Regions from separate parts of the Homo sapiens genome. Here region 1 is linked to region 2. A link is an interaction called in ENCODE POLR2A ChIA-PET data of the cell type or tissue named here. Cell type or tissue: Panc1. All regions are shown on one strand. Links, peaks and the distances in the headings refer to the core of each region. The heading gives the core; the rest is flanking DNA.

Region 1 (15,561 bases), core at 3,508-11,507, 230 kb after region 2:
CACATTTCCTCTTGGGCAAGGCCCAACACAAGTGCACCCTCCTTTCCACCCCTTAGTCCACTTGTTGGAACAACTTGTTTCAGACTCTTCATGTCGTCTAATCTTTCTAACCATATTCTGGAACTTTGACTTTGACCTTGAGTTATAATTCCAAGTACTAAGCATTACTTGGGAGAGAATGTACCCCCGCGACTCAGCTGGCTCACTCAGAGTGGCGGGGTGTGGTGGGGGTGCTGGCCCAACAGACTCTAGTCACTCATGGAAAGGGGTCTCTCTTCTGACCATTTCCAGACATCTTCACATGATCTCAGTTTGATTTTTAGCTTCCTTTTTGCTCTTCGCTTGTAATTTCTCAACATCAGACATGGCTGTTTACCTCCACGTACATTACTGCCATGTGAAACCACTCTGTCCTCTGAGAGCAAATAAACTGGCTTTAATGGGTATGCTGTCAAGTAACAGCTAAAGGGTTAAAAGTTTGAGCAGGCAGGCTGGCCAGCAGGAGTTAGTGGTGTGGAGTAAGAGGGACGCCAGCCTGTCTCTAAACTTTTTGGCCCTCCCCAAGTACAGAGATGAAGGAAGAGCCTCTATAAATCACTGGAGATTAGAGACCCCGTTCTTGCCGACTCCACAGGGTTGCACTGCTTAATGTCAAAGCCTCACGTATTACTCTAACAGCACTCCTTTTCTTTATTAAATCCACTTTGAAATAAAAAAAAAATGATGATCTTTCCAGTAAGGGGGAGAAGGCTAAAAGGATTTAGAAAGTATCTGCTATGTTACATTACAGAGACTAATAACTGTTTAGGGAGTAAGTAACATTTTTGCACCATCTTAAGCCATAAAAGCGAAGAGAGGTATAAAGGTCTGTTCCTTAGAATCAATTTGTTTGAGTGTTTATTTTGCCCCGTGTCCTTGCCTCCAGGTTTCCTTCAAAGTGTGAGCAAAGCAACTGGGAAACTGATGTGAGTGCTGATAGCCAAAAGGTCTGGGACACTAAATTTTTCAGAAATTAGGGTGTTTACTTGGGTTCGTGTGTGTAAAGGGAGCATGGGAAGGGAGTGTGGTGGTGGAAAGAGTTCTACTTTTATACTTAAAAGAAAAAATGCAAACTTTGTGTTCCTTTGGAGGCCGAAACTAAGCTTATCTCCTTCATCTGACTTTAATGAAGACATATTTTAAGCAGCTGCACCCATGTCAAATGTCATATTTTGGCTCAAAACGTCCACCTTCTGGGTGGGAGTTTTCTCAAACTAAGAAGTTGGTAGTAATTATAAGCTAATTGAGGAGCAGTAAGCAGAAGTCTGATTGTCACAAAACGTAAGTTAAAAATTATATAGATGAAAAAAGAGTGGCATGAATTGGTTATTTGTTAAAGCTGGCAGTGGGGTTTATTATACCATTCTCTCTGCTTATATATGTTTAAGATGTTCATAATAGAAAAACAAATCAGTTTAAATAAAATGCTTAGCACTTACTAACCAAAAATAAACCAATGTGAGCTAAAATATTAAATCACCAATTATAGCTTTTTAATTTATACTTTCAGAGAGATCTAGATAACGAAAAACGACAGAGAATTTGGGTGCCTCTAATTTGTTTACTACCCATTAGGGCTTGAAGCTTCTTTCTGTTTATTCCTTTATAGTCAAATGCCCATTACTTCAACAGAATTGTTCCAGGAAGGTAGGATTCCATCATTAAGAGCCCAGAAAAAAAAGCCTTGAAAATCTTGGGAGTAAATGTGGTCAAGGGACTTTTTAGTTTGCATTTTTTTTTTGAGTCAGAGTCTCGCTCTGTTGCCCAGGCTGGAGTGCAGTGGCGTGATCTCGGCTCACTGTGAGCTCCGCCTCCCGGGTTCATGCCATTCTCCTGCCTCAGCCTCCCAAGTAGCTGGGACTACAGGTGCCTGCCACCACGCCCGGCTAATTTTTTGTATTTTTAGTAGAGACGGGGTTTCACCATGTTAGCCAGGATGATCTCGATCTCCTGACCTCATAATCCACCCGCCTTGGCCTCCCAAAGCGCTGGGATTACAGACGTGAGCCACCGCGCCCGGCCTAGTTTGCCTATTTTAGCCAAGCACTGGCGAACCAAGTCCATTTTGTGTTTAGGGTTTCACTTGTTTATTCAGCAAACATTTGATGAACAACTACAGCCTACCAGGTACTTTGCTAGCTATTGGTGATTTAAACAAACAAACAAACAAAAGAAACGAATAACCCAGGCTCCAACTCTGGAGAAACTTACCATCTTAAAAGGAAATATTTAAAACACGATTACATATAAAATAGCATGAAACCTTAAAAATAAAGGCCACTTTTAAACATTACTATACTTGATGTGGGGAGAGGAATTGAGCTTGCTTTCTGTAGCTCCCGGATTATGACTTAGAGAAGGATTGTGAGATTTGAGATGAGCTAGGAACTGTTTTCAAGCCAACTGCTAGATTGGTATGTTGTTTCCATTTGCATTTTGAAGTTTGGAAAGGGTTCACACCTTTAAAATGTGGTTCATATTTGCCGGGAAAAAAATGGCTTGTTTTGCTGTGCTTCCCATCCAAGAGCTGACAAGTCACAGCTTTTTATTCTGACTAACAGCTTGAAGGTATCACCTCTGCAGGCTCCTGACACAATGAATTGCGGTTCTTCATTTATGGCAGTTTGTGCTTCGTGTACACTTTCATGTGTTTAGGATGGTTGCCCAGTTTTAAAGTAGCAGCTCTTAAAATAGCTGGAAATGGATTTGGAGTTCAGGTTTGGTTGAAAGTGGGCTGATGGTGGTTGTGCGTGTGTCGGTGTGTGCCCACTTGCAAGCCTGTATGCACGCCCGTGCTGCTGTGAGTCAGTCCAGAGCAGTTTACACAGGGGTCCACTGTGATAGAAAATATAAGGCATGTAGGGTGAGGAGGAAGAGGGTGGGAGGATTGCATCTAGTGATCCTGGAACAGTTGCTCAGACCAGCATTTAGTGTTTTATTAGGAGAGAACAACTCTATAAAAGGAACAAGAGGTTCAATCATTATAGAGTGGGGCGACAGGAGGCAGCTGCCAGCATGACTTTGAAAACCCTTGGAGATCCTAGAAGACTTGCCACATGTAACGTGGAGCAGCTGCTGGGATCATTTAGGAGAAATGCAGAACTTGGCACCCACCCACGCCTTCAGGGGATAGATTCTAGGATCACCCCAATGTTTTCTTTAGATGAGTTCCAACCCCACCCCACCCCCACTTTCCTTGCCATTGAACATTCTCACAGCAGCTCTTGTATTTTTCTTTTTTATTCCAGGTAGTTTTGCAGAGAATTAAGAGAAAAGGATAGTCCCCTAGTTTGATTTGAAAAGAAATGAGGGGCCGGGCATGGTGGCTCACACCTGTAATCCTAGCACTTTGGGAGGCCGAGGTGGGCAGATCACTTTGAGCTCAGGAATTCGAGACTAGCCTGGGCAATGTGGCAAAACCCCATCTCTACTAAAAATACAAAAATTAGCCAGGCGTGGTGGTGGGTGCCTGTAATCCCAGCTACTCAGGAGGCTGAGGCATGAGAATCGCTTGAACCCAGGAGGCAGAGGTTGCAGTGAGCCGAGATCACGCCATGCACTCCAGCCTGGGTGACAGAGCGAGGCTCCGTCTCAAAAAACAAGAAAAAAGAAATGAGGGGTGAGGGGTCCTTTATGCTTGGGGGTCAGGCAGGTGTGGCCAGGTTGGGAGAATACAGAGGGTCCCCTATTCTTATGCCCATATGTGTACTTCATAAACAGATTGCCACAACCTTGCAAACTATCACTTACATGATGTCATGCAAGTAACGAAGTATGTGAATTTCATTTTTAAAAAATCTGCCTAGGATGTCTGTTTTTCATCAATACATACAGAATATTTGCAAAGCTGAACCCTTCAACTTTAAAAATCTCCAATTAAATCATATAAACGTAAGCAATAACCAATGTTCAAATAAGCCAGAAGAAGGTTATTTATGGGGGGTTATTCTTGACAAGTGTATCATTTGACATATGTATAAAATTTTTGGTAAAGTTTTCTCAGAGTATAAATGCCAATAACTGCTGAAATTTGGCAACCAGCACATTTCTTCTGTGGACTCATGTTCTGTAAGCAAGCTCAGAGACCACCAGTATGTTCGTAAAAATTATTACTGATGTAATCTTGAACAGGAGGTGGCCCCAACTTCATTTGGGAACAAATGGAGGGAAAATTAAAGGGTAGATGTGGAAATAGTCATAGTTTCATCTTTAGAAGGGATATTAGAAATCGTGCAGGTTGGAAATCTCACTTATAGCTTGAGAAAATCCTCCTGCCCCTCTACTCCAAGAGATTCTGATAACTTCTCTCCTGCCTTACCTCCCTCACCCCAGTTTGAAAATCATTCTCACTCTTACTAATAGGAGAGCTGCCTATCATCAGATATGTTGAGATGGTGAAAAAAAAAGTTAAGAACTGCACGTTTAACCTTCTTGGCTCGTTTTTAAGACAAGACTATTAGGGCCCAGAGAAGTCCCGTAGAGGATAGCAGAACAAGGTCTTCATATTCTGTCACTTGGAAGTGACAGGTATATGGACCCAGCCATTTCTAAGACATTAAATCACAACCCTCATGCTGTTGCCATATGACCAGGGATCAGCACTGTCAAGTATGAAAGAGAGAAGACTATGGGGCTGGTGCTATGAGGAACTATATAGGGTCATATCCTTAAGTTCCATTATGTGCAGGATCTACTGGAAATAGCACCTCATTTTTATTTTTCAGACAGGGTCTCACTCTGTCACCCAGGCTGGAGTGCAGTGGCACGATCTCAGCTCACGGCAACCTCTGCCTTCCAGGTTCAAGCGATCCTCCCACTTCAGCCTCCCAGGTGTCTGGGACTACAGGTGTATGCCACTGCGCCTGGCTTATTTTTGTATTCTTTTGGTAGAGGAGAGGTTTCACCATGTTGGCCAGGCTGGTCTTGAACTCCTGACCTCAAGGGATCCATCCTCCTCGGCCTCCCAAAGTACTGGGATTACAGGCGTGAGCCACAGCATCATTTTTCTGCAAAGTAGTTTGTTGTATCTCTAGTTAAATAGTTAAGCAATAGAGTATTTCATCCTTGTATTTTCCAGTCTCCAAAATAAGTTATTTTAAAATACAATAAATGTATAGAACAGATCCCAACTACTGTAGTTAAACTTATAATGGAGTTACTCATCATGTTTGAAAAAAGCCTTGCAATATAATATCATATGTTTTTATTCCAGGCCCACAAATAGGTGGTAGTACTGTGATGTCCCTACTCACGGGTCCTTTCCCTCTTTATTTGAGGGACAAGGAACTTCCCACCAGCCTAGGGAAAATCATCCATCCTAAGTATCTTTAAACATTTGATTTGATTAAGTCCTACAAGGAACAAGCAGAGTTATGCTAGCCACAGCGTGGTATTTGGAATTCCTTTTGTTATTAAAAAATTCCATGCTGGTTGTATGAGTTCAGGAAGCCTGAGGAGGGATAAGAAATAGACCTTTTGTCTAGTGCTATTTTAACACACTTCTTCAGGTGTTGGTGGGCAAACTGGCCTTGAAAGGCCTTGAGTTCTTAACATAGTTGAGTCTCAGGCCCAGGCTGGGTAGCAGAAATGCCCTACCTCATTGAGTACTCTTCTGTTTCATCTCTTCTGTCCCTGTATTTGTCTGGATTCTCAAAACATTGTCTTGTCACTTAAAAACATTAAGACGTGCTCCATCCAGTCTCCATTGCTGGGATTTAGTCTGTATTTGATGCAGCTGGTCTTTGGGATGAGCTCAGTCTTCCCCAACCATCATAAGGCAGTTTCTCTTGAGACTTCTGGTCCATTGCTACTCTTGAGATCTTTGCCCCGAAGTCAGCCCTCTCTGCCCCTATGGTGCCTTCAGTATGACAGGTCAGTTAAACATCAGCTGCCTTAGTAATTCAGGAAACAAAGACAGCCTCCAAGCCTCTGATGACATCACTACTCAAGACTGTGTCTGGCAGGAAGGGCTTGGTGTCACTTTATGAAGGAGACAAGCTGAGAATCGCACCTTCTAAACAGTCCCTGCTAAGTGCTGAAGTCTTGATTGGAGATGTGCTGTCCCGAGGCTTCTCTCTAAGCCCTTGGAGGGTATGCTCCCTAATAAGCTGCCCCAGAGAGGCAGTCCAGACAAGGAATTCCCTTTAAATGGTGGGTCACAACATCTGGAATGATTGTGCTGGATTACTAGGGAGCCTGGGCAGCAACGCTTTTCATCCTTCCTTAAACTTTATTCTCAAGAGAAGTGGTTTATAAGGAGCAGGTGATACGCAAAGAGGCGTTGGTGATGGAGACTTCTGCTGGAGAGCAGCCTGGCTCCTGGGGAGGATGAGCAGAGAACCCCTGTCTCTGACACTAAATGCCCAGCGTAATCCCCAAGGCAAAGGACAGACTGAGAGAGTTTTGTCAGATGAGTAGCTGTCTCTCTGTCTCTGCCAGGGGAACTCCTTTCCTGTGGGATTGCTGCTGCCAAGAGTGACAGTGCCTTCCTGATGAGGGTTCCTTTGTTCAGGTATTTACCTGGTTATAGTAAAGCCTATTTCTGATACCACTCAGGTCAAAAAACTGTCGTGTTGGGATGTCCATGGTTGCCGTTTGAAATTTCTGTAGGTCAGGCGGGGCGCGGTGGCTCATGCCTGTAATCCCAGCACTTTGGGAGGCCGAGGCGGGTGGATCACGAGGTCAGGAGTTCAAGACCAGCCTGACCAACATGGTGAAACCCCCGTCTCTACTAAAAAAAAAAAAAAAATTAGCTGGGCGTGGTGATGCACATCTGTAATCCCAGCTACTCAGGAGGCTGAGGCAGGAGAATCACTTGAACCTGGGAGGCGGAGGTTGCAGTGAGCCAAGATTGTGCCATTGCACTCCAGCCTGGGCAACAGAGCAAGACTCCGTCTCAAAAAAAAAAAAAAAAAGAAAGAAATTTCCGTAGGTCATCACAATTTTCAACACAACAGTTGCTTAGACAGCTCCTGCATCAGCCCAAAAGGGATATGAAAAGTTTCTTTCTCCCCTGAAAATGAGTTTGGTTTTGCCAGTGATATTTAGAAAAATATTTCCAAAATTTCTTCCTAGCGACATAGAATGTAAATGTGTATCATTACCATAAGAGACAGATGTCTGTTTCCATACTCTCTCATTCTTCCAGTCAGGTTAAACAGGCTTTACCCAGAGGTCATATGCATTCTCCAAGTTCCTGGTGGTTACCTTGAGTTAGCCCTAATGACAATTTGATGAAACAGTTGCTGGTAAAATCAGCAAAGGCAACTAGCACGATCACTATGAGTTGATGGTCCCAAAGGCCCATCCAGTGGGTTTGAGGGAACCCAGTGGTTCCAAGGCAGGCAGTAATAATATTTTTCCAAACTTCAGGTTCTCTGTGGAGAGGCTGTTCTTCAGAATTCTGCCTCTTTTTGAAAAAGGTAATTTTGACGAAGGTACATGAAATAGAGCCCGAATATTGACATCATCTCCAGCCAAAGTTCTCATTCCCCAGTGTGAATTCTTTCCTGTCCCTCTTGCAGTTATTACTATGTTTTTCTGTAGGAAAAGATGTATTTACTAGAACATATTTCTACCATTTTATTGGTTTATTTATTTATTCAACAGAAATTTATTAAGCACCAACCACATGGCAGAGGAGGCATCCTGGAAAAATTATTGACTAAACCAAGTCTTGAAGAATGAGTTGCAATTAGCCAGGCAGCAGCGAAGAGGGAATAGCACTTGCAAAGTCCGTTTACAAGAGGAGACAGAGCACAAACAAGGAGCTGTGTTTAGTTCAGGATGGCCAGGACATAAGACATAAATGCTTGGAGTTGTAGGAGAAATAAAGGGCTGATCATGGGGAGGTTGGGTTTCATGGTAGAGAGTCTGAAGGCTTTGGGGAGTCCCCTTGGAATTTTAAACAAGGTAATATGATCAACACGTGTTTCGGAAAACCCACTTAGGCTACAGTGTGGAAAATTGATTGAAGTGGGGTGAGACTGGATCCAGGAAACCGCCAGGTACCAATTATTTATCGAAGTGAGGAGTGATGAATGCCTTCCGTAAGGTAGGGATAGGAGGAATGGAGAGGAGGCTCCAACATGGGAAAGGAAATTCAGGGGCTCCATGACAGTCAATGCATATGGGATTTAGAATGCAATAGAAAGGTGGGAGTCTAAGATGCCACTCAAATTCTGGCTTGATAACTGAGTAGAAAGCAGTACCAGTCACAGAGGAAGAGGCTGGGGATGGAGGAGAGAAGGTGTGTTCACTTTGGAGCATACTGAGTTAAGGAGCCTAAAGAACAGCCGAGAGAAAGGGAAGCCAAAGTCATACTCCTTGACTTTTTCTTTATTGGCTTAGACTGTCTGGTGATCTAGTGGTGTGTGTGTATGCCGGGGGAGGGCAGAGATGGGCACGTGAAAACTCTCAGCATCCAAGAGAAGTTCACCTAAACCCTCCTGTTATTTCCAAAATTTGACCAGATGTTTAAGCAAATTAACAAATGATTAAAGCAGCAGTCAGCGGGGACCTAGACCCCTGTGGAAATAAGCAAAGGGGCAAAACTGCAGAGAAAGCCAAGCCCAGGTGTTCTTGTTGAAGGGAGGTCAGTGTGATGGGGGTCCTCAGTGGTCGATGGGCAGAGTCAAAATGAAGCAAGCTGAGTCTGGTGGAGAGGGTGAAATCGGAAATCTAGGAAAAGTACAGGTGTTCGTGTTCACTGTGAGAATAACTTCTACCTAACAGCTATGCTCTCAACGGTATTTTTATTCCGTCCACTGTTGGTAGCACATTCTACTTTTCTCTATAGCCAAGTATTTTTCTTTCTCTAAGGGATGTCGTCCCCTAAAAAGACTGTTTCCAATAGTATCAAACGACTACCAATTAGTATTTTGTTGTAGCAAAATGAACTAGCAGCTGAGCAGCTAACTTGGGTCTCCCTGCAGCTTCATCAGTAGCTTTTTGTGGGGCCTTGGGCAAGTCATAGGTTTCTCTCTGGACCTTAGCTTTCTTCTCCATAAAGTTAAGGAACCTATCCTAGCAGGTTTCTAGAGTCACTTTCAGCATGATCCTTCTATATTTGTGTTCATTACTGGTTTGAAAAGGCCACGAGTCTCACTTAGAATGGCAGCTTCTTCTCACTCACCAAAGACATAGGCCTGGACATCAGCAAAACACTTCAGTAAATTGTAGTTCCCAACACACTTTTATGCCTAGTGTGTAACAGGGCTGGAAAACTGCCACAGAGACACTCACTACAGCCCTTAACTCATTAGGGGTCATTTAGAATGTCAGGTTTAAAAATCAGCTGTCCCCCCAGGCCCCTCCCCACCCAGTCAGCTCCCTAGCTAGCCTCATCTAGAGACTGCATTTCTCATTGATCTTAAAATAAAAAAGGAAATAAAATGAAAAGGACTTTGGCTCTAGTATGTGGAAACTCTTCCAAATGCCCTGGTCTTTGTGACCATGCAAAGGCTGGCTCTCTTGAGCATCATCACTCTCCGTGTGAGTTGATCCTCTAGCTCACATTCTCTGCCCTGAGAATAATGATGAGAGAGATCCTCGGGAAGGCCCACTGCCTTTCCAATCTACTTCCAAAAGGGAGCCAGAATCCAAGCCCCCAAAGGGGACGTCCCACACCCTGCATCCTCCACCTTTTCAGTCATCCTTCTCACCCTTCTCTGGCAACAGAGAGTTCAGTGCCCTCAAGTGTGGGCTGCCTTCCAGTTCAAAGTAGTCACATGCCATTATTTATTTATTTATTTATTTATTTATTTATTATTATTATTATTATTTGAGATGGAGTCTTGCCCTGTCGCCTAGGCTGGAGTGCAGTGGCGCAATCTTGGCTCACTGCAATCTCTGCCTCCTGGGTTCAAGCAGTTCTCCTGCCTCAGCCTCCTGAGTGGCTGGGATGAGAGGCACCCTGCACCATACCCGGCTACTTTTTATATTTTTAGTAGAGATGAGATTTCGCCATGGTGGCCAGGTTGGTCTCTAACTCCTGACTTTAGGTGATCCTCCCACCTCAGCCTCCCAAAGTGCTGGGATTACAGGCATGAGCCACCGTGCCTGGCCTATAATTTAAATGTAGATAGCAAAAGATGAGATTCTGAGGGCCGGGCACAGTGGCTCACACCTGTAATCCCAGTACTTTGGGAGGCTGCGGCAGGTGGATCACGAGGTCCGGAGATTGAGACCATCCTGGTTAACACGGTGAAACTCTGTCTCTACTAAAAATACAAAAAATTAGCCTGGCGTGGTGGTGGGCGCCTGTAGTCCCAGCTACTTGGGAGTCTGGGGCAGGAGAATGGCGTGAACCTGGGAGGCGGAGCTTGCAGTGAGCTGAGGTTGCACCATTGCACTCCAGCCTGGGTGACAGAGCGAGACTCCATCTCAAAAAAAAAAAAAAAAAAAAAAAAGAAAAGAAAAAAGATGGGATTCTGAGTAAACTTGGGATAAGGCGTTTAAATAAATTCATGCCAACTCATAGCCATTTCATAGCATTCTTTAGAGGGTTTGGCGTTCATTGCCCAAAGAATCTCATTAATATTTGTGCTATTAGTGTGGGGCAGTTAATGAGTATCAAAATGGTTGCTTCACACACAGCTATTAGCCAGAGAGGTTTAGTTGCTTACCTGTGGTCACACAGCAAGTGAGTGATGAGCCAGGATTAGGAACAATCCAGGTGGTAATGAAACTGAAATGTTTTGGCTCTGACAGCATAGTTCAGCAAAAGGATGCGGGTCCTAGGACAGGGAGTGCAGCTTAGCCTTTGAGTCCCATTGTTATCCCAGGAGAACTGTATTTTCTACTTTCCTGAATTCTATTATGACAGGTTTTAAAAAATGATTTCAAATTTATGTGTATGCACGTGCATGAAAATATGTGGCTGCTCACAGATACGTGTATAGAAGATGAAAGAGAAAAATGGACAACTTATAATTACAGATATTTTCATTCATCTGGTATCCAGATGATCTCCCTTGATTCTGACAGTTTTGACAAATCAGTTTATTAAAATTGTAAATGTAACCCAGAGCTGTTTAGTACAGTACTAGGCAGAAGGTGCTTTCTCCTCACGTTACATTTTGCTGTTGCATTATTAGAAGTAAATACAGCTTATACTGAAAGGACAAAACAGCCAGCCAGTCTTCTATGAGAAAGATGTCACTTGCCACATACAGTCCCAGTTGGTTTCACTGTCCCGAGACCCTAAGGATGTTTTCGTAGAGCTTTGACCTTGATGAAGCACAGAGAAGTGTCTGGTCCCCATGCCCGCCCTCCTCCCCTTTAACTCCTCGCCTGCCCCTTCAACTTCAGTTTTCTAAAGAGAAAACTTGCTCCCTAAGCTCCCAGAAGGCATTACTCAGGTGACATTTGGGGAAGGAAATGATCAGTAGGGCAAGTTTTAATTTAGGGCATTTAAACCCATTGTGCTTAAGTACCAGATTTCATTGCAGACTCTTTAGAAAAAATGTATGGCATCTTGACGCAGTGTTCCTGGCCAAAAAAGAAAAGAAAAGAAAAGAAAAATGTATGGCAGTAAGTAATGCCATGCGAGGGCAAGCTGGGAACAGTGAACACTCAAACAATGAGAGAAGAAATGTACAAAATGTGGAACTCTCTGCATTAGCTGAAAATAGGGAAAAGAATACCTTTTTTTCCCTCATCACCTACCACAGAAAGTTCAGAGAAGTTTTTATTTCATATCTGATTAGCTTCAATTGACAATGTTTTCTACACTCTGATTTTGTTCCAGCAGCTTTCCTCCTCCCTCCCTCTTCTAGCCTCTGCCCAGGAATCATTTGTAGGCAAACACATATATTTGTGACAGGACATCTTCATCTTAGTGCCACAGACCACTGGCAATCTGGCCAAGCCTGCAGACCCTTTCTCAGAATATTTTTAAATAAATAAAGTGTGTAGGAACATAATTACCAAAATATTTTAAATGCCCACACATTTATGATATAGTAATATATGTACTTATTTTTAACATATTAACTAAACAGAATTCATCACTGCTGTACTTTCAAAGTCAAAATGTGTGTGCACCAGGGGTCAGCAAACTGCAGCCCACAGACTGTTTTGTAAATAAAGTTTTATCGGAACATAGCCATGCTCACTCATGTACATATTGTCCATACCTGCTTTCACACTACAGCAGCAGAATTGAATAGCTGGCCTCATGTCATATGGCCCTCAGAGTCTAAAATATTTGCCATCTGGCCCCTTTCAGAAAACGTTTCCCAATCCCTGGTGTAAATTGCAACAGTAGTAATGTGCAATGAAAAGACTGATTTCGGCCGGGCACGGTGACTCACGCCTGTAATCCCAGCACTTTGGGAGGCCGAGGCGGGTGGATCACGAGGTCAGGAGTTCGAGACCAGCCGGGCCAACATACTGAAACCCCATCTCTGCTGGAAAAAAATACAAAAAATTAGCTGGGCGTGGTGGCAGGTGCCTGTAATCCCAGCTACTGAGGAGGCTGGGTCAGGAGAATCGCTTGAACCCGGGAGGTGGAGGTTGCAATGAGCCGAGATTGCACCATTGCAGCCGGATGACAGTGAGAGACTCTGTCTCAAAAAAACAAAACAAAAGACTGATTTCTCTTGGTTACAGCCACAGGTTGCTAACTACTGTTTTCTGCCTACATTATAATTGATATAAATGCAAAATTTCAGTTAGAAGTTAACAAAAACATAGGAGTGATTTTTTTCACAGTCCAAATTCATGGACCACCTGAATTCTATTCATAGATCTCATGGAGGCCTGTGGACCCCAGGTTAGTAATCACCAAATGGGATTACAGTTAAAAGAGCCTTTCAGCACAAATAGATACTTTCTTTACAGTGTAAAGAATCTGCACCCTTTCCGCCCCCTCACAAATGTCTGCATATTTTCATATCAATGAAAAAGACATCAGATCATCTCTAGAATTAGGTGAAGCACGGCCACTTTGAACGCTTATTCCCATTCTGCAGAGACCCAGTGGCTTGCTGAGGAAAGGCTAGTTCTGTCAGCTAGTCCTAAGAAAAAGTTGAGATTCTCTACACATACAGTCAGCTCATTACCTCCTCCCTGTCCCACTCTTGCCATGCCAGGAGAAAGAGCCAAAAACTCCCCCCTCCCCCGACTCCCAGGGTTCTCCTGTTCTCTCTGGTGTATTACTTGACTTTCCTCATCTTGTCTCTTAATGTCACATCAGAATGTACCACGGAATCTGACTTTGCCATTTGTGTGGCTATGATGTCTTATTCTCCAGAGACGACTTCAAGTATTCAGCAATAACTCATGTCCACTTAATGTGAAAATTGGTACCATCTAATAGAATCTTCAACATGCTAACCACACTATTCCAATAATGAAATGCAAATTTTCCTGCCTTTTTACTATGGTCATTTTTAGATTCTTGAGGAATGAAATATCCTCTTTATTATGAATTAAGAACTGGAAATTAAGATGTGGAGTATTGTTACACTATTTTTAGATAGTCTCCTTATCTGAAGTCCTAGGCTATCTTGTTTAATACTGACAATATAATTACAAGGTGCATATCATTATTACTCCCATTTTCTTGCTAAGGAAACTAAGATTTAGGTTACATTGATGAGTGACAGAATTCTAGAATTCATATTTTTTTTTCAGCTTTGAAAGAACAGACAACCCCACTTTATCTGATCCTTCATTTACAATATCAGCTACGGCCTCTGGATGTGTTTTTATCTAAGAGAATCCTACAGTAGTTCAGACTTTGTAGAGAAAGGCAGTGAGACGGAACAGTTCTGGCCATAGGGAGGATGTAGGGTCTAGATCACTTTCTAAATTCCTTTTCCACGAAATACGGGCTTTGAGAGAGAAGACCATCTATCTCTAAGGTCCCTTCCAGTGCCATCTGACCATCCATGGCTCTAGGATATTCAAAGCAAAAGATAGTTGAGGCAGCTCAACTTGTGATGAGTTCCCCTGTCTGCCTTTCAGACTGGCCATGGAAGGGAAAGGCCTGTCCGACAACAGGACCTCTGAGATGGACCCGAAGCACTTCAGCCCTTGTCCTGTGTGCTGAGCAGCTCTGCTGATACAGCAAAGCTGGGGGATAGTATTGATTTTCCAGATAATATTAGCATGTCATCTCATTGAGACAGAATGAAGAGGATTTATGGGGAGCCAGAGCCGCACACTGCTGCAGGAGGCCCAGTCTGTGGGCATCTTCTGAGCTGCCTAAAACAAGAATAAAATAGTCCCTCATCTATGAGCGTGGGGAAGAATGTAAACAAGCACCCGTGTTTGGGGATACAGCAGCGGCCTGGAACTTCTGAACGGCCAGAGAAACATCCAGTGGGTGAGAAGGAACACATGGGCTTCACCGAGCAATTAGTGCTGTAGGTTTAATAGAGTTTGAGTACTGATCTAGGTTCAGCTCCATCGCCACTCAGCTTCCGGGATGGTGATTTGAACTGACAGTATTACCACCTGTTGTTCATTGGACTTTGGCACTTTCTCCTCCTGCTGTCATTTCTCATTACTGCCCTTGACTTCTTTCTAGAAGAGTGGGTACAGTGGGGAGTGACCAGCCCCCAGGAAGAGGACACAGGTACACGGCAGTGTGCACCCTCTCTTCTTTTGCCTATTTCTGGCTCTGCATGGCTTGAGTCAGAGTTGATATTTCCCCATCCCTTTTGTTCCCTTACAGCAAGCACTTACCGTGCTGTACTGTGGTTTTCTGCTTACATTTCTGACCTCTTTCTGGACTGTGAAGTCCTGAAAAGCAGAGGCTGCAAATGCATCTCTGTGACCCCAGCACCAAGTCTTGTGCCTGGCACTTAGTAGGTGTTCAGCAGCATTTGTTGGAGAGATAGATGAAGAGTAGGCATATTGTTCCTAGTCTAACCCATCCCAATCATCCTCCACTCCCAGCAGTGCCATTTGTCATTATTTTCTGAATCCCAGTCTGTAACACCACCATCCACCCTATCAACAAAACTAGAAATGGGGGAATCATCCTTACACTGTCTCCTTCCTCACTTCACACACACCAGTCACCAGTTCCTGCTGATTGTTTCTCTCTAAATAGTTCTCAAATTTGCTCTTTATCCTTTTCATCCCTATTACCACCCCCAAGTTCATTGCCTCACTGTTGTAATTTAATTATCTGGTCTTCCCACCTTTACTTTGGCCTCCACTCACCTGTCCTGTGACACCACTGCTCTGGCCATGTCACTACCCATCTAAAGTTGTTGAGAGGCTGCATTTGCCCACAGTAAGAAACTCAAGCTTCTTAGCAAGGCCTGCAAAACCTTTCCTTGGTCAGGCTTCTGCCTGCCCCTGTATCCACAGCTCTGACCACTTGCTGCCTTGAGTTTTATGTTCCAGTGCCACCAGATTTCTTGTAGTTACCCATATTAGTCATATACTATTTCGTGCCTAGAGTGTCCTTCTTGCTCTTGTTTTTTCCATTCCCATTCATACTCATTGAGACTCAGCACGTAACGTCACCTCATCTGGGAAGCCTCGTCTAACCTTATTTCCCCC
Region 2 (15,561 bases), core at 3,985-11,984:
TGGATTTTGCTAAAACAAAAATGTCTTCTTTATGGTAGTGTTGTTTATATGTATATCTGCATCTCTTTGCCATTAATAGAAGGCCTGTGCTTACTTACCATCTTTTAAATAATAAAAAATTGATTTCTGTGGTGTTAAAAGGTGTGTTCTACCCTCTCCTGACTATATAATAGTTTTTTAAATATTCCAGAAAATATCAGGGAAACCCTGTAGTTCAGCCTTTCTGCTCAGTTTTCAATTGCACCTCTATTTGTCCATCTTGTGCTTCTATGTTCATTGATTTCCCAGATAACCTTACAGATTTGTGACTGCTCCAGTGTAAGTTTATATATGACAGGGCCTTTACTTAGGAAACAGGAAATCCAGACACTGATGGTTTTGACTTCCTTCACATTGTTACCTTGAGTGAGTCATTGCCTTCTACGCCTCAGGTTTCTCATCTTTATAATTAAGGGTGTGAAAATCTTTTTCAACTTTCAGATTTGGGGAGATCCCTGCCCTAGAATCTCGTAACTTGTCCAGAAACTCATGAAAATTCAGACCCAAGACATGTTAAAAGAGGAGGAAACAAGCAGCTAGGACACCTGAAGTCAAGGTCTTTGTCTTGTTACTTTTTTTTTTTTCACATTTTATGTAGCAACAGGATTTTCTAATAGTTTGCAAATAATTCCTGATTATACAATAGTAGAAACAAAGCAGCCTGTGCTATTCTTTATGGAAAATGTATGTTTCATAAACATTTTTAAGCGATCTTTTTGAATTATTTCTTATTTCCAAGAATACCTAGAAATCCCTTCTTTCTTCAAATTAATGTATATATGATTTTAGTTTTTCCTATATGTTTTAATACTTTGTTTTAAATTATAGTCTTGTGTCTTTAGCATAGCTACTTTTTTTTTATATTGAAGCCTCTTTTAGCTGCTGATTATGAAGCTAACATATTTAATATTATTTTTGTTTCTGGAGTTCTGACTGTTCCATTTATCAAAAGTTTTAATTTTGCTTTGATAGTGTATAAGCTCTTATCATTACTGAGTTTCTCTTTCTTTGAAAAAATTTTTCTCTCTTGATTTTTCTTACTGAAAGTAACCAGCCCAGTAACCGAGGCATAAGGTTGGTGGGTGAGTGCCACAGATTGTCTCTCTGCAGCTTCAGTCTCTTCTTCCCCTTATTGTTGTCATAGGATAGGAGACTTTTGGCCATATGATTCTGTGGAACTTGGCAGGGGACCAGAAACACCATATTGCCTTCAGTGCCTTTATGCCATCAGTTTCTTGTCTTTTATACTACGCTTTCTTTGTATTTTATGACTTTGTGAAGAACATCTGTAACAACCCTATATGATGTGAAATCTGGTCAAAGCTGAGATTTGGGGATTTTTTGAGGATAGCGTTTTTTTCTTTTCTTGGTCACTCGGCTGATTTCTGTGCTCTTTTCTAGATGCTAGCATGTCATCCGTGGTTGCATCATGTACACCTTTAAATATGAAACCAACAAACCAGTATTTTCTACGATGAAAAATTTTAATCAGAGGTATTATAGTGTATGTAAAGTAGCACTTTGATTGTTTCTCTCACTGCATGTGAAGCTTCCTTCAATGTCTGTAACCTTGTGTTGTGACTTCTGGTTAAAGTAATTTTTCCCCATTGTTTGATCACAGTATAGGTATCTCTGATCAGGATACATAACTGTTTATTATGATTATAGAAAAGATTATATTAAGTGAAGCAGACATTGAATAGACAAACAACAGACTCTCAATCAATGATATAATTGACGTTTGGGGATAAAAATCTCTTACATGTTTTATATGATAAATTTAACTTAAAATAATGAACTTAGTAGGTAATGAAGTGATAAATTGAGGTGAGGTGATTTTGCTTAAGGTGAAGAATGTGATCTTTAGAGTCAGCAGTCCTGAATTTGAACTCTGTCTCTGCTACTTGCTATCTGTACAGCTTTAGGCAGATAACCTCCCCGAACTCTTTTTTCTCCCCATCTTTTTTTTTTTTTTTTTTTTTTTTTTTTTTTTTTTTTGAGACAGAGTCTCGTTCTGTTGCCCAGGCTGGAGTGCGGTGGCACAATCTCGGCTCGCTGCAAGCTCTGCCTCCTGGGTTCACACCATTCTCCTGCCTCAGCTTCCCGAGTAGCTGGGACTACAGGCGCCCGCCATCACGCCTGGCTAATTTTTTGTATTTTTAGTAGAGATGGGGTTTCACTGTGTTAGCCAGGATGGTCTTGATCTCCTGACCTCATGATCCGCCTGCCTTGGCCTCCCAAAGTTCTGGGATTACAGGCGTGAGCCACTGCACCTGGCCTCTCCCCGTCTTTAAAATGGGTATTAATAATACCTACCTTACAGGATCATTGTTAGATAATATGAGATAATTGATCCAAAAAGGCTTACCCAAGAGCTTGGATAGAAAAAAGAAACTCACTAATGATAGCTGGTGGTTGTACTTAGTTGTGTGAGAATGAATACCCTTCTTCCGTGAGGTCTTTCTTGCTTCTCATGATTCCACCTACTTTATGACAGATACTGCCAGGTGGCACAGGTGAACATACTTTGTTGTGAAGAGAAAGCGTTTGTATTATATCTCCTCTGATCTTCAGTGGTCAGCTGGACAAGTATGGCTCTAATATTGGGCACATTTTCAAAGCTATAGAAAGAAATTTTACTGGCTGGGCACGGTGGCTCACACCTGTAATCCCAGCACTTTGGGAGGCCAAGTTGGGCAGATCGCTTGAGTCCAGGAGTTCTAGACCAGCCTGGCCAACATGGTGAAACCCTGTCTCTACTAAAAACACAAAAATTAGCCGGGCGTGGTGGCGCGTGCCTGTAATCCCAGCCACTCGGGAAGGCTGAGGCAGGACAATCTCTTGAACCTAGGAAGGAAGGAAAAAATGAGTGGGAAAGAGAGAAAGTGAAAATGAAAGAAAGAAGGGAGTGAGGAAGGAAGAAAATGCAGGGGAAAAGAACTACCTCACTTTGTTATACAAGATGAAAATAAAATGGTATACAGTAATGAAAGTAAACCAGACCTAAATATATTTTTTTTATTATTTTTATTTTTATTTTTTGAGACAGAGTCTTGCTCTGTCGCCCAGGCTGGAGTGCAGTGGCGCAATCTTGGCTCACTGCAAGCTCCCCCTCCCAGGTTCACGCCATTCTCCTGCCTCAGCCTCCTGACTAGCTGGGACTACAGGCGCCCACCACCACACCCGGCTAATTTTTTTTTTTTTGTGTATTTTTAGTAGAGACGGGGTTTCACCGTGTTAGCCAGTATGGTCTCGATCTCCTGACCTCATGAGCCACCCCGCTTGGCCTCCCAGAGTGCTGGGATTACAGGCGCGAGCCACTGCGCCCGGCCACCAGACCTAAATGTATTAACATGGATGATACATATAGTGTTATGTGGGAAAAAAAACCTGTTCTAGAAAAGTATTACTATGATTTTTTAAATTATCACTCACTGAATGATCCTGAATACTTCATGTATTCCACACCCTAGCCAAGAAGAGTCAAGATGACTCTCTGTCAGTCTGCAGGTCAAGAAATGGTTGTTCAATCTTTTGAAACATTCATAAAATAGTTTTTAAAAAAATTATTGGAGAAACGTTAGACGTACATAGTACACAGTTAGTTGTATAAGGAATCTACCAATTACCAAGTTTCAACAATTTACAACATTCTACCACAAAGTATCCTAAGAAAGTCATTCACTATTGTGTCTTTTTACCCATGATTCTTCACTATACATCTGATTATAAAGACTTTTTAAAGATCACAACTCCCCACCATTACGTAAAACAGGTGAGGCAGGGACAGTGATTTGTGGAGATCTCTGTTTAGTAGTTTGACGTTGTGGAGTAGGCAAGGAAGATCAAGCCTGGAAAATGCTCTTCTTACTTTTGGAAAGTTAAAGAAAACCCTGCAGTAGTTGTGGGCTTGTGTTCTCTGTCTCATGCTTTCCCCTATCCTCTCGGTTTTGAGAATTTTCTGATTAATTTAGAGTTAAAATATGGAAAACATCATGAATGCTTAATGATCATTTAAGAAGATTTTAGATTATTTTCCTAACTATAGGGTGAAAATGTTTGGTGCCTTCCAGGTCTAAAAGCTTTTGTCTCTCCATGCCAGGGCAACTTTGCCTCTTTTGCTTAGGCAAGAGAAAATCTGTATGTAATTCTTCCTGCTGCATAATGATGTGGATTTTCCTAGTATGTAACTAGATAATAAATAAATGAAACATGAAAAAACCACATTAAGTCTTTGCAAAAAAAAATTATTTTTGCCATTTTTACATTTGCAAACATCACCCCCCATCCTCGCCTGCTTTTTTGTTGTTGTTTGTCAGGGCTTAGTGTAGATGCTAGACTGAATACTACATTAGAGCCTTTGCTATTCAACTGTGCCATTGTAGATGGAGTCAAGAACAGTAAGTTTTCAATCACTGTCCTATTGCCTACATGTACAGATGGGTACATCGATTACTGCACACAATTTAATGACCAAAAATAGTGATTATTTACCTTTACAACATCAATTTACAGTAGGTTCCATATATGCTCTACTCATCCTAGTATCTTATCAAGTATATTTTAGAGTGTTCCTTGAATTTATAATGGAGAATTGATTATTCCTGAAAGAAATGCATCTAACATTCAGGTTTGGCTGTGAGAATACCGTTGCTACTGTTGAAGCATTACAACTCATAATTCTACACAGAATTTAGCTTAGGATGCTTTCAGCAAATAATCATTCTTCTGAACAAAAAAACAACGTGTTTGAGCAGTTGATAAAGCTGGTCCTATGTTTGATATTTGTGTGTATAAATACAGAGATAATGATAAATAAACAGATACGGAGACATTATGCATAAGCAAGTTAGAAGTAGCACACCCCCTTTAAAAAGTTACTGAATCTAAAAATAGGGGGAAAAACACATAACCCACTATGCAATAAGGTCAACTTTTATTTTGTTTATCGTTTTCCAACTTCTGTTGATATATATCTGATTTGTTTGCTTGCATATATTGACTATGGTGTGCTGCACCATCTGTATCAATTGTATTGTTCCTATTCCACAACTTTTAATTAAATATGAATTTTTATATCATGTTTATTTTATAAACATGATATACACGGTTTAAAAGGTAACAAAAAATATCCAGTGGAAAATAAATCCTCCGTATCTCCCAACTAACCTCATCCCCTCCCAGGAGGCAACTACTATTAGTAATGTATTGTATTCTATACTCCTGTAAAGGTAAGCTTTAATAAGAATGCTCTTATTGTTACATATGAGTCTGGCCAGATTATATAACCCATGATAAGACAACAGTTGTTATTCACAAGCTATAAGCAAGGTACTTTATAGTTATGATACAATTCTTTAAAATAGTGTGGACTTACTTTTCCAGCTATCCTACTGTTGGTGATTTAATGTACATACAGTGCAGTTGTACTATCAAATGAGTTGCACTAGTGTGAGTTCTAGTAGAACACATTAAGTAGATATTGTGTGTGTCTCTCCAGGTAGATATGAGGGGACTTCAAAAAGTTTGTGGAAAAAGGGAGTTAAAAGATACAAATTAAAAATATAAACTTTATTTCTCAAGATAAGCCCCATCAAGTTAAAGATATTTTTGTAAGCGATGATACTAGCCATTTAGTCCATCCTAAAAACTGAAGGTCCTGGGAATTTAATTATGTCAATGCTGTCTTTTTTACATTAACTAAAGAAAAATGGATGCCCTTTAATGATTTTTTTTAAGATTAGAAGCAAAAAGAAGTCTGAAGGAGCCAAATGAGGACTGTGAGGTAGATGCCTCATGATTTCCCATCAACACTCTCACAGAACTGCCCTTGTTTGCTGGGAGGAATGAGCAAGAATATTGTTGTGGTGGAGAGGACTCTGGTGAAGCTTTCCCGGGCATTTTCCCACCAAAGCTTTGGCTAATTTTCTCAAAGCATTCTCATAATCAACAGATGTTATTATTTTCTTTGGCCCTCCAGAAAGTCAACAAACAAACTGCCTCAAGCATCCTAAAAAACTGTTGCCGTGACCTTTGCTCTTGCCCACTTTTGCTTTGACTGCACCACTTCTGCCTTTTGGTAGCCATTGCTTTGATTGTGCTTCGTCTCTTGGATCCTACTATAACAGTAAAGCCATGGTTTATTTACAGTTTTTTGTTTTTTTGTTGTTTTGGTTTTTTTTTTTGAGGCAGAGTCTTGCTCTGTCACCCAGGCTGGAGTGCGGTGGCACAATCTCGGCTCACTGCAGCCTTTGCCTCCTGGGTTCAAGCGATTCTCACGCCTCAGCCTCCCGAGTAGCTGGGACTACAGGCACCTGCCACCACGCTTGCTAATTTTTTATATTTTTAGTAGAGACGGAGTTTCACCATGTTAGCCAGGATGGTCTCGATCTCTTGATCTCGTGATCCGCCACCTCGGCCTCCCAAAGTGCTGGGATTACAGGCATGAGCCACCATGCCCGGCCTCCTGTTATAGTTCTTTGAAGAAATGCTTCAGGATCTTGTTTCCACTTGATTAAAATTTCCATTGAAAGCTTTGCTGTAGTCTGCAGCTGATCTGGGTGCAATGCTTTAGGCACCCATTAAGTGAAAAGTTTGCTCACCTTTAATTTTTCAGTCAGAATTGGGGAAGTGGAACCAATTGAGATATCTTTGGCACTGGCTGTAGTTTCTGCTGTTAATCATTGGTCCTCTTCAATTAAGGCACAAAGAAGATGAATTTTTTTCCTATCAAATTGATATGGATGGCCTGGCCACTGAAGACTTCATCTTCAATACCATCTTGTCCCTTCTTAAAACGAACTATCCATTTGTAAACTGCTGATTTCTCTGGGGCATTGTCTCCATAAACTTTTGGTAAAGCATCAATAATTTCACCATTCTTCTACCCAAGCTTGACTGTAAATTTGACATTTGTTCTTACTTCAGTTTTCCATGAACTTTTTGAAGACCCCTCCTAAACTCCACCTTGTCCTTAAAATGGTTTGACCTTGCAAGTGCTTTGAGAGGATGGTTATAGTCTGTTCACTTCTTAGAAGTATATTAGAGGCTGGGTGTCATGGTATACACCTGTAGTTCCAGCTCCTCAGGAGGCTGAGACAGGAGGATCACTTGAGGCCCAGGAATTCTAGGCTATAGTGCACTATGATGATCATGCCTGTGAATAGCCACTGCATGCCAGCTTGGTCAGCATAGCGATACCTATCTCTTAAAAAAAAAAAAGTATACTTGGACTGTTTGAAATTTTTCCTTAGTAGAGTAACTGATCTGGCTGATAGCATGAACCCATTATGCTTTATTCTTTCTCTCCATTTTATGAGATATTTAGGGCCACTAAGAAGTAAAACTAAATTGTGAGCCCAGCCAGACTCTCCAGGGGTAATTTGTCCAGATGCTAAATGTCAAATGACCTCTTGGTAGCAGGAACAATAAATGAAAGCTCCTTAGTTTATGTCTTCTGTAGTAATATTATGATACTGTGGGGGTACAGAAAAGGAGATGGGGAGAAAAGATGCACCCAGAGTTGTCAGTTTTTCAGTGAAATCTATTAGTTTATAGACAGAGAAGATATATACTTTTTCTAATTATATATTGCCTGTGACTGTTCTTCTGGGAATGTGACATAAAAGGAAAGTGAAACCAGAGATGTACAATACTGACTGTTAGAAAACTTTAATAATTAATTAGAGAACATCTATGGTACTACAGGGTCAGGGCACAAGGAAGATCATTGATCCCTATAATATATAATGTAGATAAAGCTTGTTCCCCTTTATGTATTGTTGTTGCATTGGTATAGGGATGGCTGCTAATCAACAGAACAGCCAGTGATATTCTGTGGAATTGCTTTACTGCTCTGTGTATTAGATTTAGTGAATTCCTCTACATTTAAATTGTCACATTTATAAATCAGTGTGAATTTAATACTACCCATTTTCAAGTAGTTATGTGTGTTATTTTTAATCTGAAAGGGTTCTCCCTTTTTTTAGTCATTTAAAAAATCACACTTTAATTTTTGCCACTTTGATATGTATGCAATGATAACTTGAATCATTAAATCTCCAATTACTACGATTTAAATATGTTTGTTGGATATTATAATTCCTCCTCTGTGAATTGCTTGTTCATTGGGAACTGCCTTTGTTCATTTTGCTTTTGGATTATTTGTCTTCTGAACCTTTGTTTTAAAATGGCAAATTTTAGTTTCTATACTAAGAAACTACATTCCCAAGCAGAATTTCATCCTTATATCCTGAGTGCTTTCTGATCAGAAACAGAGTTTGGTAAATAGCCCTTGCTTATTGTATGGCTGCTATATAAATGCTGTTTTTAATAAGCACCAAAAATATATTGAGGTTTGTCCTTGGGAGAGAGTTTATCACTGTTGGCCTTTGGGTGAACTTTGAGCCTGAGCTGTTTCATTCAAGGCAGCATGATGTCATTTAACTGCAAATTTCTCTGTTGCTAGAAAAAGGAATGTTGTTCCTCTAAATAACCTAAACGACTGAAAAATGCTGGCACAACATTATTCATCTCTCAGGTCTCCACTAAAAACTTTCACGTGCTAAGGGTTTTATTGTTTGTGGAGGAAGGGTGGGGATATGGTAAAGAGTAGGAGAAAACAAAAACTGTGTCTGGTCCTGAATCTGAAGAATTCCACTGCCCATATAAAACTCAGCTGCCAGTAGGACCCAGTAAACTCACTTGTCCAGATAAGAGCTTTTGGGTCCATCTTTGATTTTTCACTTATAAATCAGTGTGAGTTTTAAATTTATAATTAAACTTACAAATGCATTTAATCTTCATTTATAGATCAGTGTGAATTTTTGAATTAAGAGACTCTAAATTTCTATTTCTATATATTCAGCCTATTATCATATTTTAAGTTTCCAACAAAATCTTAAAGCAGGTAACTATATGATTATCTCACATATAAAACTAGGTACCATTAGGGTCAGCATTTTTATCCTTAATTTGAGAAGCAGATTTCTCTGATAGTGATAGCATTGCAATTAATTTCAAGGAGTAGAACAGCTTCTTAACATCTGCTAGAGTTGGGAGGCTGGAGTTTACAAACAGTGGTACCTGTAGTTGATCAGCTATGTCCTCTAAAGCTTCCAGAGCTACAGCTAAGAGAATTTATTACTGGAAATTCAAGAAATGTAGGAAAGGGTAGAACAAGAAGAACAAAACCAAACCAAATAGACTTTTCCTTCATTACTTTCATAAATAAGCACTGCTCGATGTTCATTATGCTTTGTGCTTGTTTATATAAAGAGGATGCTTACAAGCTGTGTGTAGTCTTTTAACTTTTACATGCGTTGGCAGTTGTTTTTCATTGCTTTAAATGAAATGGTACTGGATACAGATATTTTTATTTTTATTCTTGCTTTACAAAGAAATATTTAAATCTTATAAACTTCATTTTTACAAGGTCTAATTTTTTTCCTGAGTATCTTAAACCATGTCCAATATAATGAGAGTAATTAATTACCTGCTCTAATGTACAGTATATTTAATATGTTAATGATAAATATCTTACCTTTTGTATTCTAAGTAGAAGACTAGATTAGTTGCAGATGAACTTTTTTGATATCTAGCTGTTTCTCTGGGGATATTTTAGAAAGAATTTGATTCCATAAAATTGAGGTTTTCTTCTCATTCTTTTGGGGGAAAAATTGAAATGTTAGGTTTAAATTTTTCTAGGAATGGTAATAACTCATTCTCGGAATCCTGGTTCAAATTCACCTATCCTAACCTGTATTAAGTAGTGTTAAAGAACTAGATATTTGAAGAAACTTAAGGATGTCAACTTAGAGGTCTGTTAATGTTTATACCTTTAATCTTGCAATTATTATTTATATACTTTAATACTTTGTACCTATAGTTTAGCAGTATGTAAAGCAACACTTTTAACTTTCTCTAACCGATAAATACCATATTTTCTGTGGGTAATTTTTTAAAATTCTTTACACATTGATTCTTGTATTAAGTTGCAGAAGGCATCTAAAAATTCAAAAATAGAACTCTTCTAAGATTTTGATTTGAAAAGTTATATTATTAATTGACTTTTTGGAACATTGTGAATTTTATTATATAGGATTCAGACCTAAGGATGTTATTAAGGGGACATTAATCTTTCATTTCATAACTTTATTTATGTGTGTATGTGTATATATATATATATATATATATATATATATATATATATATATTTATACAGACTTGGCAGTATTTTTGGTTTAGATTAACAGGACTAATTTTCAAAGGTCAGCCCTAAAGCAGATTGGCTTTTGTTTGCTTTACACATACTCACATATGAAAATATATAAATAGGCTGAACACAGTGGCTCACACCTGTAATCTCAGCACTTTGGGAGGCTGAGGCAGGCGGATCATGAGGTCAAAAGATCGAGACCATCCTGGCCAACATGGTGGAACCCCACCTCTACTAAAAATACAAAAATTAGCTGGGTGTGTGGTGCGCACCTGTAATCCCAGCTACTTGGGAGGCTGAGGCAGGAGAATCGCTTGAACCTGGGAGGCGGAGGCTGCAGTGAGCTGAGATCATGCTGCTGTATACCAGCCTGGTGACAGAGCAAGACTCCATCTCAAACAAACAAACAAAAAAAAAAAAAAATATATATATATATATAGAAACACACACATGTATACACAGAAGCCCATATATTCCTATAAGAAAAATACCATAAGTGATTTTTTAGCTCTTATTTACTCACTATAAGCATGATTTGCTTATAAATACTAAAAACAGACAGGCTCACAGTTACCTCATAATGATCTACTCATCCTGCCTTTGCTCGTTGATGTATATTTAGCAAAAGCCTGTGTGTAGAGGCAGTACTTTTGAAGTTGTATTCTCTAAAGTAAATTGATAGTATTCCCTATTCAGTATTTTCCTTTTCAGTTTGGCAGATAAGGTGTGTTTGAAAATTACTGTACTAAGAACATGGCTAGATTTATATCCTTGTACCAAGTTTATTAATTATCTAAGGACAGTTGGTAAATATAAAAGATACTAAACATTTTTCTTTAGGGTAGCTATTTTGTATCTTGGTCCATTGAACTTGGATTTGCAAGATATGTAACTTTATTTTTCTTTAAATAAACTCTATTAAGTTTTTTTTAGTACCTCCATTCGAAGAAAGGTGGAAAAATTAATCTCAATCAATTATACCACCTCCAAAGTTACATCTAAATTCTCTAGGGTGTTCAGGGTATAAAAGTATGAGGTAAGGGATTTGGGGACATTTTGTCCTAATTGTCACCACTGACATGTCCCATTTCCCCACCAGATCATTGGCCATTGGTTCATATAGGTCTCTGCAGCATCCATTCTTGTTTCTCATCCAGCTCCTGTCAGTTGTCTGGACTATGTCCATATTATTCTTGTACATGTATGAAACATTCTTCTCCTCTAAGCTATGGAGAACATGGTAAGGTTGTCACAGACCTGGCTGTACAGACACACTATGTGCACACCATTTCTACTCTTGTACCATGTGGGATCTCTTGCCACTTCCCTTAACTCTGCCCAAGATTGAAGACATAAGTTTTCACCGCCATTGGTCCCTAAAACTTCTTCTGGGATTCTGTCGTTTCCCACTCCTCTTTGTGACCCTCTTTTTTCCCCTTTCTGTCTCTGCCAGTCTCGCTCCAATCTCAGGGTATCATTCCTAATATTTGAGTGGTTAGAAGCATGGAAACTTTGCTCTTATCATATTTTCTTTTTATCAAGGTTGTAAATTCTTTTTTCCATGTGAACAGGTATGTCATTCCTTCCCAAGGTAGTAAACATAGAATGTTCTTCCTACCTGGATTGAGAGAAATTTTTTAATATAAATAAATGCAAGTGGTGAAATAAAATGGATAGACTTTGTCAGAGGAGCAAAAGAGAGGATAATTCTATTTAAAGAAAAAGCCAAAGAAGCATTAGGTAAAGCCAAAGACACAAATAATGGTAACCCACAATTAAAAAACAAAAAACCAAAGAAGTGACTTGGGAAATAGTAGAAGGAGAGATGAAAAAGAAGCATTGAAAAAAATCATGCAAGACCAACAAGAATCCCCAAATAAATGGAAGTCAAAGATTGCAGATTTACAGGAAAAGGGAAGAGTAATAAAGCTACCCAGCCTGGGTTTGCGATAGGGAAGGTACAGTTTCAGGGCAGGTAAACTAAATTTGATAGTGATGATGAATGTGATGGAGAATGGTGCAACTGAGCCAATGAAAAGAGCAAAAGAAGAAACAAAGAAGAACCTGCGCCACAAGGACAAAAAACAGAAAATGGTGCCAGAGACCAGTAGTTGAGTGCACAGATTTTTAAATTCATTTTAATTAGGTTTTAAGCTGCTTTTGTTTTGGGACTTTTAAAACAAAATCCAAATTAGGCCTACTATTCAATGTCCACCTGCAAGAAAGGAAAACTTTCAGGCCAGGTGTGGTGGTTCATGCCTGTAATCTCAGCACTTTGGGAGGCTAAGGCGGGTGGATCACTTGAGGTTAGGAGTTTGAGACCAGCCTGGCCAACATGGCAAAATCCCGTCTCTACTAAAAATACAAAAATTAGCCAGGCATGGTGGCGCACGCCTGTAATCCCAGCTACTCAGGAGGCTGAGGTGGGAGGATCGCTTGAACACAAGGTGGAGGCTGCAGTGAGCCGAGATCATGCCACTGCACTCCAGCCTGGGTAACAGAGTGAGACCCTGTGTAAAAAAAAAAAAAAAAAAAAAGACCCTTTTCACAAGATGGCGCCGAAAGCGAAGAAGGAAGCTCCTGCCCCTCCTAAAGCCGAAGCCAAAGCGAAGGCTTTAAAGGCCAAGAAGGCAGTGTTGAAAGGTGTCCACAGCCACAAAAAGAAGAAGATCCGCACGTCACCCACCTTCCGGCAGCCGAAGACACTGCGACTCTGGAGACAGCCCAAATATCCTCGGAAGAGCGCTCCCAGGAGAAACAAGCTTGACCACTATGCTATCATCAAGTTTCCGCTGACCACTGAGTCTGCCATGAAGAAGACAGAAGACAACAACACACTTGTGTTCCTTGTGGATGTTAAAGCCAACAAGCACCAGATTAAACAGGCTGTGAAGAAGCTCTATGACATTGATGTGGCCAAGGTCAACACCCTGATTTGGCCTGATGGAGAGAAGAAGGCATATGTTCGACTGGCTCCTGGTTACGATGCTTTGGATGTTGCCAACAAAATTGGGATCATCTAAACTGAGTCCAGCTGCCTAATTCTGAATATATATATATATATATATATATATATATATATCTTTTCACCATTTAAAAAAAATAGAAAGGAAGCTTTTTTGTTGTTGTTTAACTTGTCTTTTTTGTTATTCACATGAGAATTTTTTTGAATGTATAGTTCTATTTGTGTAATTTCAGATGATTCAATATCAAAAGGAAGATTCTTCCATGAAATTGCCTTTGTAATATAAGAATGTATTAGTACAAACTAAGAAAATATATGCTATATAAAAAGAGCAAAAACTTAGTTTATTTTTACCTTTTTGTGCCCAAAGCATTTGAGAATGAATTTTAAACTAGAATGTTGGCTATTGATTATGGGCCCTTCCCACAGATAATTTATCCTGTCTCCTAGGCTGGCCTTCTGTATTTACACAGGCAGCCTGGTAACATTAGAAAGAATTACTTGTCACAAAGCTTTTCAATACTATATGTAGACTGACTAAAATCAAGAGACTTACTGATTTCTTTGTATGAAAGTTGTGTGACGCTGGCAGGTCATATCTGTAAAACAGAAGCCACCTAAGGTCATTTCCAAACACTTAACCACCTTTGACTAAAACAACAACAACAACAACTACAACAAAAACTAAGAAAAGTATTAAATACTGGTAAGCTGAACATTTTAGATCTGTCCCTTTAACTTATGCATATACTGGCTTGATATGTCCCCCAACATCAGCCATGGAAAACAGAGCCTGGCTCTTCTGCTATAATGGCCATTTATACTGAAATTTGAGGTTATAGTGAAGAATTTAGAAGGATAACAAGTGGACAAAAAAAGTAAATCCTATGAAAATGATAGTACCTTTCTATTTTAAATTTCCTAATAATTTATAGCTAACTTAATCTCATAATAACCATGCTTATTTCAGAATTTTCTTGTCTAGATTTTAGAAATGGCAATAAGTAACTAATTATTTTCCTCCTAAGCTCTCAAATGAAAACCAGTTTTTCATATTTTTTCCTTTTAAAGAATAATGTAGATTCTCCAAACTTTTACTACTGATCTATTTTAGAGGAATGGCAGTGAGTCTACTCCTGTATAATGCAGCTCTCAAATTTTAATGTGTAATAAAATCACCTAGGGATCTTGTTGAAATGCAGATTGTAATTCAGTAGGGCTGGGTGGGTGGAGCCTGAAGTTATTTATTTCTAACAAGCTCTGCGAGGGATGTCAATGTTAATGGTCTGAGGACCACATTTGGAGGAACAGCGTTCTGGCTTGGTGGTATACTGTTGGGACTGTTCTAAGGTATTCCATACTACATATTGTAATTCCTAAAACTGTATAGAGAATCCAATACTAAATATAATAGGAAGACCAACAGATTTTAATAAATATATTACATTACCAATTATTATGAACAGTAATATATCTAGTTGTATGTTTAACACCACAGTGCCAATTAATGATTAATTTATTGTGAAAAAAATATGTTCTCTTATTGCACTCTTCTTTCAGACTTTTCAAAATTATTTGGATTATAGTTAGCTTCTAATTATAAGCTTTTCCTGTTTTGATGTTTGTGCTTTTACCCAATTTAGTAATAAAAATGTATCAAACATGGAAAAAATGGTGAGGCAGAGGAAGGATATTTATTTGATAATGAAAAATATTATCCCACCAGATTTATTTTTTATATTGCCCATCTTCTGATGGCTTCCAAGTATGCTTAATTAGAAAACTATTTTTGGTGAAAAAAGGGGATGGAAATTCTTATAATCTCTTTAGGATTTTGGGGTGCATATTTATGGTACTATTTCTAGATGTATATTTGGAATCTTTATTACTTCCTTTGGAAAGTTAATGAGGGCAGAGAGGATCTTTCTCCCTTCTCACTGTGGAAAATTCCAAACATACACAAAACTAGAAAATAATAGTATAGTGAGCCTCCATGTACCTATCAGCCAGCTATAACAATGATCAACTAATGACCAATCCTGTTTTCATCTGTAATTCTACCTCCCACCTTCATCCCTGCACTGGGTTATTTTGAAGCTAATCCCAGACATTATAATATATTATCCCTATTTTGATGATGGATAAATAAGTGTCCAGCCATTCTAGTGCCGTTACTTACTTAGTACAGAATCCAAAACTCCAACCACCCAGTAAATACTTATTGAGTACTTGTTCTGTGACACGTACTAGTCTAGGCTCAGCATATATAAAACACAACATAAACTTTTGGAGAAATTCACATTAGGTACTAGCTAGTTACGTAAGGCATGGTTACTCACTT

Evidence for each region. ChIA-PET counts read pairs that join two places held together with the same protein. Peaks named below come from ENCODE experiments on the same cell type or tissue, not always from the same donor. Only the 100,000 strongest peaks of a DNase experiment are listed, where the experiment ranks them.
Region 1: POLR2A ChIA-PET joins it to region 2 with 9 read pairs; 2 of 35 experiments call an interaction of 5 or more read pairs at or near these places.

What each region holds. Positions count from the first base shown.
Region 1 is chr17:61,289,019-61,304,579 of GRCh38, forward strand. All of the region lies in intron 22 of BCAS3 (BCAS3 microtubule associated cell migration factor), which reads left to right. Among named protein-coding and RNA genes, the nearest start is that of TBX2-AS1, 100 kb to the right of the region's middle. In Panc1, for the core only: no CTCF peak of the experiment used is centred there; no DNase peak of the experiment used is centred there; H3K27ac peaks cover 2,096 bases.
Region 2 is chr17:61,057,064-61,072,624 of GRCh38, forward strand. The region is part of intron 19 of BCAS3 (BCAS3 microtubule associated cell migration factor); the gene reads left to right. It overlaps BCAS3-AS1 (BCAS3 antisense RNA 1), which reads right to left. Exons shown (of 6, transcript NR_186507.1): 3 at 13,777-13,819; 4 at 12,942-13,060. It also overlaps the pseudogene RPL23AP74. Among named protein-coding and RNA genes, the nearest start is that of BCAS3-AS1, 71 kb to the right of the region's middle. In Panc1, for the core only: no CTCF peak of the experiment used is centred there; no DNase peak of the experiment used is centred there; H3K27ac peaks cover 3,784 bases.